Regions from separate parts of the Homo sapiens genome. Here regions 1 and 3 are each linked to region 2. A link is a contact called in ENCODE Hi-C or POLR2A ChIA-PET data. All regions are on one chromosome and are shown on one strand. Each heading gives the region's core, a stretch centred on a gene start or an enhancer-like site at or near the end of the contact. The rest is flanking DNA. Distances are from core to core; before and after follow the strand shown.

Evidence for each region. A loop is a pair of places that touch in the nucleus more often than their neighbours do. ChIA-PET counts read pairs that join two places held with the same protein, here RNA polymerase II (POLR2A). Pooled maps may share reads with other maps.
Region 1: a map with no recorded cell type shows a loop between it and region 2 (6-fold over the local background). The contact joins two enhancer-like sites. A Hi-C loop is called at or near these places in 1 of 37 single-sample maps with no recorded cell type and 2 of 50 pooled maps. POLR2A ChIA-PET finds 5 or more read pairs at or near these places in 2 of 52 experiments (OCI-LY7 and WTC11).
Region 3: a pooled map shows a loop between it and region 2 (2.6-fold over the local background). The contact joins the promoter of CTRB1 here to the enhancer-like site in region 2. A Hi-C loop is called at or near these places in 1 of 50 pooled maps. POLR2A ChIA-PET finds 5 or more read pairs at or near these places in 2 of 52 experiments (H1 and OCI-LY7).

What each region holds. Positions count from the first base shown.
Region 1 is chr16:75,199,070-75,201,769 of GRCh38, forward strand. No RefSeq gene overlaps it. Among named protein-coding and RNA genes, the nearest start is that of CTRB2, 6.7 kb to the right of the region's middle. RefSeq lists enhancers at 282-576, 2,428-2,507. Within about 2 kb of position 1,407, at least 4 of the 41 ENCODE cell types and tissues checked have a DNase peak (open chromatin) inside an H3K27ac peak, as active enhancers do.
Region 2 is chr16:75,109,946-75,112,645 of GRCh38, forward strand. It overlaps ZNRF1 (zinc and ring finger 1), which reads left to right. Exons shown (of 5, transcript NM_032268.5): 5 at 1-1,049. LDHD (lactate dehydrogenase D) reads right to left here. Exons shown (of 11, transcript NM_194436.3): 10 at 2,657-2,700; 11 at 1,919-2,576. The coding sequence ends at 2,411. Among named protein-coding and RNA genes, the nearest start is that of LDHD, 5.5 kb to the right of the region's middle. RefSeq lists an enhancer at 1,342-1,391. Within about 2 kb of position 1,451, at least 32 of the 41 ENCODE cell types and tissues checked have a DNase peak (open chromatin) inside an H3K27ac peak, as active enhancers do; they include OCI-LY7, where a contact is called at or near this core.
Region 3 is chr16:75,217,729-75,220,428 of GRCh38, forward strand. It overlaps CTRB1 (chymotrypsinogen B1), which reads left to right and starts at 1,260. Exons shown (of 7, transcript NM_001906.6): 1 at 1,260-1,331. The coding sequence starts at 1,280. RefSeq lists an enhancer at 798-877.

The DNA of each region.
Region 1 (2,700 bases), core at 157-2,656, 89 kb after region 2:
TCGTGTTAGCCAGGATGGTCTCATCTCCTGACCTCGTGATCCGCCTGTCTCGGCCCCCTAAAGTGCTGGGATTACAGGCGTGAGCCACCGCGCCAGTCCCTCTTTTTTTTTTTTTTTTTTTTAAGAGACAGGGTCTCACCACCACACCCAGCTAATTTTTGCATTTTTTTTTTGTAGAGAAGAGGGTCTCACTATGTTGCCCAGACTGGTCTCGAACTCCTGGGCTCAAGCGATCCGCCCGCCTCAGCCTCCCAAAGGTGCTGGGATTACAGGCGTGAGCCACCGTGCCCGGCCTCTTTTTACTTTTTCAGTAGGGCTACCAGAAAATTTAAAATCATCCATTTGGCTCGCCTTGTATTTCTTTTGTATTTCTTTGAAACAACGCTGGGTTAGGAACAGTAAGGCATAGCTATATGCAGTTTTCATATTGGCCACCAGGTGGCAGCCTTATACCGGGTGGTTTTCAGACTCTTGGGAGGCCGGTGGGTGGAGCGGGGGACAGACGCAGATTTCACCAGCAAGTGAAAAAGTCCCTTAGCCAGGTTTGTGCTTGCTATTCCATTTTTATATTACTTACGCCTCACATTTATTTGTATGTAGATGGTTGTTGACATAATAAAATACATGTAATTTCCTCTGTGTTTAAGAGCAGTTCTCCCTCACTGAGCTGGGAGTTTCCTTAAGAAACCTGGCTCTTAATTATATAGAGAGAGACTGGGCGCGGTGGCTCTAATTATATATAGAGACACCCAGCGCGGTGGCTCACACCTGTAATCCCAGCACTTTGGGAGGCCGAGGTGGGTGGATCGCCTGAGGTCAGGAGTTCGAGACCAGCTTGACCAACATGGTGAAATACATGTCTCCACTAAAAATACAAAAATTAGCTGGGCATGGTGGCATGCACCTGTAATCCCAGCAACTCAGGAGGCTGAGGCAGGAGAATTGCTTGAACCTGGGAGGAAGAGGTTGCAGTGAGCTGAGATTGCACCACTGCACTCCAGCCTGGGCAACAGAGTAAGACTCCATCTCAAAAAAAGAAAAAAAAATACACACACACACACACAGAGAAAGACAGGGTGACAGGGTCTTGCTCTGTCACCCATGCTGCAGTGCAGTGGTGTGATCATAGCTCACTGCAGCCTCGAACTCCTGGGCTCAAGTGATCCTCATGCCCCAGCCTCCTGAGCAGCACATTACAGGTGCCACCCGCTGCACCCAGCTACTTTTTCTTTTTTTTAAAGGAGTCTCACTATGTTGCCCAGGCTAGTCTCAAACTCCTGGCCTCAAACAATCCACCCGCCTCTGCTTTTTTTTTTTTTTTTGAGACAGTCTCACTCTGTTGCCCAGGCAAGAGTGCAGTGGCACCATCTTGGCTCATTGCAACCTCTTGCCTCCTGGGTTCAAGCAATTCTTGTGCCTCTGCCTCCTGCGTAGCTGGGATTACAGGCATGTGCCACCACGCCTGGCTAATTTTTGTATTTTTGGTAGAGATGGGGGTTTCACCATGTTGGCCAGGCTGGACTCGAACTCCTGACCTCAGATGATCCGCCTGCCTCTGCCTCCCAAAGTGCTGGGATTACAGGTGTGAGCCCCTGCGCCCGGCCGGCTTGATACTATTTTTAATAGTCGACTTTGGATCCCACTCCTGTGCCCAAGCTCTCTCTCATTTTGCTTTTCCCCTCTTCACACATCCATTCTCCAAGTTAATTTCTCTTCATGTCCTTATAATTAAATTCCATCTATAACCTTAATTCCAACCTATTAGACGCATCATCAGAACGGCTGACAGTGCACGGGCAGAGAAAGGTATTAGGAAAGCCAGTGAAGTAGAAAATGCAGGAGGGAGCCCATTCCATTCCTGCCAAGATGCCGGGTTAGTGTGGAATGTTGGCTGCCCCCCAGGACCAGCCATGATAGATTTTTTTTAGATGGAGTCTCACTCTGTCACCAGGCTGGAGTGCAGTGGCAAGATCTCGCCTCACTGCAACCTCTGCCTCCTGGGTTCAAGCGATTCTCCTGCCTCAGCCTCCTGAGTAGCTGGGACTACAGACACCCACTACCACACCTGGCTAATTTTTGTATTTTAATAGCAATGGGGTTTCACCATGTTGGCCAGGATGGTCTCAATTTCCTGACCTCATGATCTGCCCTCCTCGGCCCCCAAAAGTGCTAGGATTACAGGCGTAAGCCACCATTCCCAGCCCATGATGGATCTTTAGAGGGAAACATCAAGAGACAGGAAGACCTGGGAGAAGAAGCAAAGATCGGAACCTGTGGTTACGTGGGGAGGCTAGAGCTGTGGCCCAAGGCAGAAGGCTGTGAACTCGGCTGTGCAAGGAAAAAACAGGAAGTGAGCACCAGGGTTCTGCTCTGCTTCCGACCCAGCTCCAGGGCTTTGGGGCAATGGGTGCCTGCCCCTGGCCTGCAGGTGCCCTCAGGATAAAGTGGGTCATGCCGAGGCACTGTACAGGGGAGGAAATGAAAAAGACTTAGAACTATAAAGTGTGTATCAAATTGCAATAAAAAAGGCCAGGTGTGGTGGCTCACACCTGTAATCTCAGCACTTTAGGAAGCCGAGGTAGGTGGATCAGTTGAGGTCAGGAGTTTGAGACCAGCCTGGCCAACATGGTGAAACCCTGTTCTTACTAAAAATACAAAAATTAGCCAGGCATGGTGGTGGACACCTGTAATCCCAGCTAT
Region 2 (2,700 bases), core at 201-2,700:
GCCCTGAAGGAGATCTCCTTGCCTGACCCCTGGACCTGGAAATGGAGGCTTCATGTGCCCGCCTTGGCGGCTTAAGCCTGCTGCTTTGGCAGTGCCATGGGTGAGCCGAGCAGCTGTGAGGTGGGTGGGGCAGGGCTGTAGCCCACGCCGGGTGCTATTCCAGGCTCTAGGGGCTGGTGCTCATCCCCACCCCCAGCGACTTCCGTCCTACCTGGCATGCTGCAGCCCTCTGCCGGCTGTGGTGTCCTCTGAATTTGGACCCAGGTTGCCTGCTCTTGTTGTGGGGGTGGGATTGGGGCTGTCTGTGTTTCCCAGGTGGAGCTCATGTTTGTGATCCTCTATCTGGACAGCTCTCCAGAATCCTGTGTTGCCCCTGTTCTGCCTTTCTGGGATGGGAGAGAAGGTGAGGGAGCCGGCGAGCAGGTTCTACCCTCTCTGCTAAGGGCCTAGCACACTTTGATGAGGTTCCTGGACGTGAGACCCTCACAAAGACCAACCATTCCTCTAATAGCCATTTAACGGTACTGCAGTTCATGGGAAAATGTCCTCATTCTTAGGAGATAGATGCTGGATTATATAGGTGAATGCCTTCAAGAAATGTGTAATTTAATTCCAAATAGTTCCCCCCAAAATACACAAAGCAAATAAGGCCAAAATGTTCATTGTTGAATCTGCAGTGGCTGGTATTTCAGTGAACAGTGTACTTGTTCTTTCAACTTTTCTGTATGTTTGGAATTTTTCTTAATAAAAGATTGTGGGAAATGGTCATTTGCTGAGCGCCTCCTAGTTGCCAGGCACTGGAGGGCGCATCAAAGAAGAGTCCTACCCAGGAGGGAGAGCGCAGCTGCTGCAGGATTCTCGCCTGGAAGAGTGGGTGGCTGGCTGGCTGGCTGGAAGGGGAGGGGCGAGAGGGCTGTCTCGGTGATGAGCACACGCGTGCTGGGGTGGTTTGGGGAGAGGGCTGAGATTTGTCACCAGTGAGCCCTTGGCACGGTCTCTGCTCCCCACCAGGGCAGCACGGGACAGAAACGTCACGGAGGAGTAGCCTCCAGGCTCAGGTTGGTGTAACTGCTGTCGGCTGGAGCCCAGTATTAGCACGGAGGAGGGGTTCCAAGAACTGAAGTTGGACTGGGGCGTCTCAGCGCAGCTGCCTCTGCCTAAGGCCTAGCAGCCTGCCTGAGCACTGACAGCTGATGGGAGGAGGAGAGGGGCGGAGGCCAGGGAGGGCGTGGGGTGTGACATGCCTCTTTCCAAAAGGGACCGAAGGCTAGAGGGGCAAGGAAGATGAGACAGCACTGCAGGTTCCTGGGACCTGCAGGGGATGGAGGACTAGCTTGGCTTCCAGGCTGCCAGGACTTACCTGACCCTAGGAGGAGGTTTGCCCAGGGCTGAGTGCCGCAGGCCCTGGGCAGAGGAGTCGTGAGCTGCAGATGCCGCGTGGTATCTGAGCTTCATGATTTCGGGCGCCCTCCTGTGGGCTTAGGGGGGAACAACTGCCAAGGTCTCAAGACGGGCTCCGGCCCAAGACAGGGGCAGGCCCTCGGGTGGACAGACCTTGAGGGCAAAACAGCTGGTGGTACGATACATCACCCCATGAAGAGGTGGGTGCAAAAATAGTCTCATCTCTGTTTCTAGAGACGTGGCAGCTGCTGAGGAACACATTCAGTGTGTTCAGAGGCCCGGTTCAGGCCCAGTTGGGGAGCCCATCCTGAGTGACATGTGCCGTGGGCAGGTCCTCAGCTCTGAGGCGGAGTAGCTGGGACAGGGACCTGGGTTCCTTTCCGAACCCTGAGCACCAACCTCCTCCCCAGGCTATAAGAAGTCAGAGGACAGCCCCAAAACAAAGGGGTCACTGACCAAAGGACAGAGACCCTGGAGGGGGAGGGGAGGAAGTGCTGCCTGCTGACTTCCAGGTAGCTGTAGGTGGGTTTCAGGTTTATTACAGATTTATTGGGGGAGGCCCCAAGGAGAAGACCTATCATCATGTCACGGGAGCTCACGTTCCATACCAGGAAAGGAGTGTTCCTGTCACCAGGTGAAGGGGGAAGGGTCCTGGGACCCCGGCAGTGGGAGGCCTCGGGGAGGGGTGTCATCAGAGTCTTGAATGGACCCAGACGCTCTCTTCCCGCCAGGACAGGATGCGTAGGAGCAGAGAGGAAGCAGCTTTGCTGGGAACCACCCTGGGTCGTTTACTGAACCAAAGGCTCCTGGGGCCAGCCAGAGGGCCAGGGAGGTAACACGGTGCTCAGGCTTCTCTCTGGGCCCTCTGGCCTTGGGCCCAGATACAGTGGGCTCGCTGGCAGGAAGACTGCCTCAGCATCTATTTCCTTGCAGGGGCCGTGGCATGAAGAAAAGTTCCAGAACCGGCTCCGTAGTCAGGGAACTTGTGGGCTAAGTGCTCAGACCCCCTTCACAGCACTTTGCCTGGATTCATGAGGCCTTGGGGGTCTAGCACGGCCTTGAGCTGCCGCATGGTCTCCACGCCCACGGCGCCCACCTCCTCCTGCAGCAGCTGCCGCTTGCCCATTCCGATGCCATGCTCCCCCGTGCACGTTCCGTGGAGAGCCAGTGCCCGCCTGGGGGCAGGAAGGAGACATCCTCAGGGGGCTCCCTTTCCTCTGCCCTCAGCTCTTCCCCTCCCTGGCTTTGCTCCTACCTGCCCAGCTGTTCTGCAAAAGCCTTGACCCTGCCCAGTTCCTC
Region 3 (2,700 bases), core at 10-2,509, 110 kb after region 2:
TGTAATTTCAGCACTTTAGGAGGCCAAGGCCACAGGATCACCTGAGGCCGGGAGCTCAAGAGGAGCCTGGCCAACGTGGTAAAACCCTGTCTCTACTAAAAATACAACAATTGGCCAAGTGCGGTGGCTAACGCCTGTAATCCCAGCACTTTGGGAGGCCGAGGAAGGTGGATCACCCGAGATCAGGAGTTTGGGACCAGCCTGGCCAACATGGTGAAACCCCGTCTCTACTAAAAATATAAAAATTAGCCAGGTTTGGTGCTATGCCTGTAATCCCAGCTACTCAAGAGGCTGAGGTGGGAGAATTGCTTGAACCTGGGAGGTGGAGGCTGCAGTGAGCCAAGATTGTGCCACTGCACTCCAGCCTAGGCAGCAGAGCAAGACCCCATCTCAAAAAAAAAAAAAAATAGCTGGGTGTGGTGGGCACCTGTAATCCCAGCTACTTGGGAGGCTGAGGCAGGAGAATCAGTTGAACCCGGGAAGAGGAGGCTGCAGTGAGCTGAAATTGCGCCACTGCACTCCGGCCTGGGTGACAGAGTGAGACTCCATCTTAAAAAGTTTGTTTTCTGTGTCATTTTATGGTGCGGAATCCAAGTTCCATTTTGTAAGAAACTGAAACTTTATGAAATGATTAGTTCCTTATATCATGAGTCATTGCAGAAAAAGTGAATTCTGTTGGGTTCTACAGCACAGGTGGGACGCGTGTCAGTGGCTTTGCCCACCTGTTACGGCCACCAGCGGGTTGGTCCTTGTCACCCAGACCCTCGCCACAGTCAGAAGTGGCTTGGCTTCACTGGTGACTTGCAGTGACACTCTGGAGAATCCACGATGCCCTGAGTCACCCTTTGCTTCTAGGACAGTGTTAGGCGGAAACACCCTTCACTGAGAGCCTGAGTTCCCGGAGACCTGGTTCCATGACAGCAGCTGGTCCTCCACGAGCCCTGGGGTGGAACTGCCTCCACTTCCCCTCTGGGAACAGAAGAGCCTGGTGCCGTCTCCTGGCAGGGATACTGCAGCTCACAGCTGGCTCTGTGGGATCATGTCCCCAAGGCTGACCGGTGATGTCAGCGCAGCTGCCCCTTTCCCAGGGACTGGGGTTGTCTGGTAGAGAGCCAGGCGGGGCTCTGTCTCCACTTATTGCCCAAGGTCCCTGGGTAACAGGGAGGGTGGGCTCAGGCCTCCCTGGCTGGGGGAGCGGGGGGGGCTGGGCTCCCTGCCCCCCCAAGGTGGTAAAAGGGGCCCCGCAGCTGGCAGGCCCCACACCTTCTGAGGCAGCGGCATGGCTTCCCTCTGGCTCCTCTCCTGCTTCTCCCTTGTGGGGGCCGCCTTTGGTGAGTGCTGGTGCCCGAGGGGTCTGTCCTGAGGGAGCCCTGAGCCTGGCTGAGAGGGGGATCTGAGTCCCCTGCTCTGCCCCCTGGGGCCTCATCCCCAGCACAGGTAACCTGAGGGCTCAGGAGAGGGTGCATTCTGGGGCTTTCTGAGCCCACACAACCTGCTCCAGGAGTGGGAAGGACGATGCTGGTCTCTGCCATGGTCTGAGGCTCCAGAAGTGGCTGGGGTGGGGGTGCCTTGTGCAGGGTAAGGTGTGGCCCCAGGAGACCTCCCAAGGCCTCCACCGGGGTTTTTATTGTGCTGGGTACTTGTCAAGCATTTTCTTCCTTTCTTTCTTTTTTTTTTTTCGAGACAGAATTTCACTCCTATTGCCGAGGCTGGAGTGCAATGGTGCAATCTCCACTTACTGCAACCTCCATCTCCTGGGTTCAAATGATCTTCCTGCCTCAGCTTCCCGAGCAGCTGGGACTACAGGCATGGACCACCAACCCTGGCTAATTTTTAGTAGAGACGGGCTTTCACCACGTTGGCCAGGCTGGTCTTGAACTCCTGACCTCAGGTGATGCCCCCGCCTCGGCCTCCCAAAGTGCTGGGATTACAGGCATGAGCTACTGTGCCCAGCCGTGTTTTCTATTTTTTAAAAGAGAAATAGTAAAAGAAAATACAGAAAAGAATATGACATCCTTGTATCTACTGTCAGAATTCAGCAAATCTTTTTGCACATTTGCTTCAGATATTTCTAAAACAGATTGTACTCAGGCTTCCCTTTTCTCCCTCCTTCCCTCTCTGGAATGTGAGCTTGATTCTGAACTTTCTATGAATAATTGCAGTGTGAGCTTATACAATTGTACTACATATTTTTATACATCTATACATAAGGTTTCAAAAAGGTTACATCAATGGAACGGTATTCTATCCTGTTTTTGGTTTTGGTTTTGGTTTTGGTTTTGAGACAGGGTCTCACTCTGTCACCCAGGCTGGAGTGCAGTAGTGTGAGTTTGCAGCCTCAAACTCAAGGGCTCGAGTGATCCTCCCACTATAGCCTCCCGAGTAGCTGGCGCTACAGGCACGCTAAGTTTAAAAACTTGTTTTGTTTTGTAGAGATGGAGGTTTTTTTTGTTATTTTTTTTTCTTTTCTTTGAGACAGAGTTTCACTCTTGTCACCCAGGCTGGAGTGCAGTGGCGTGATCTTGGCTCACTGCAACCTCCGCCTCCTGGGTTCAAGCATTTCTCCTGCCTCAGCCTACTGAGTAGCTGGGATTACAGGCATGCATCACCACACCTGGCTAATTTTTGTATTTTTAATAGAGATGGGGTTTCACCATATTGGTCAGGCTGGTCTTGAACTCCTAACCTCCAGTGATCCGC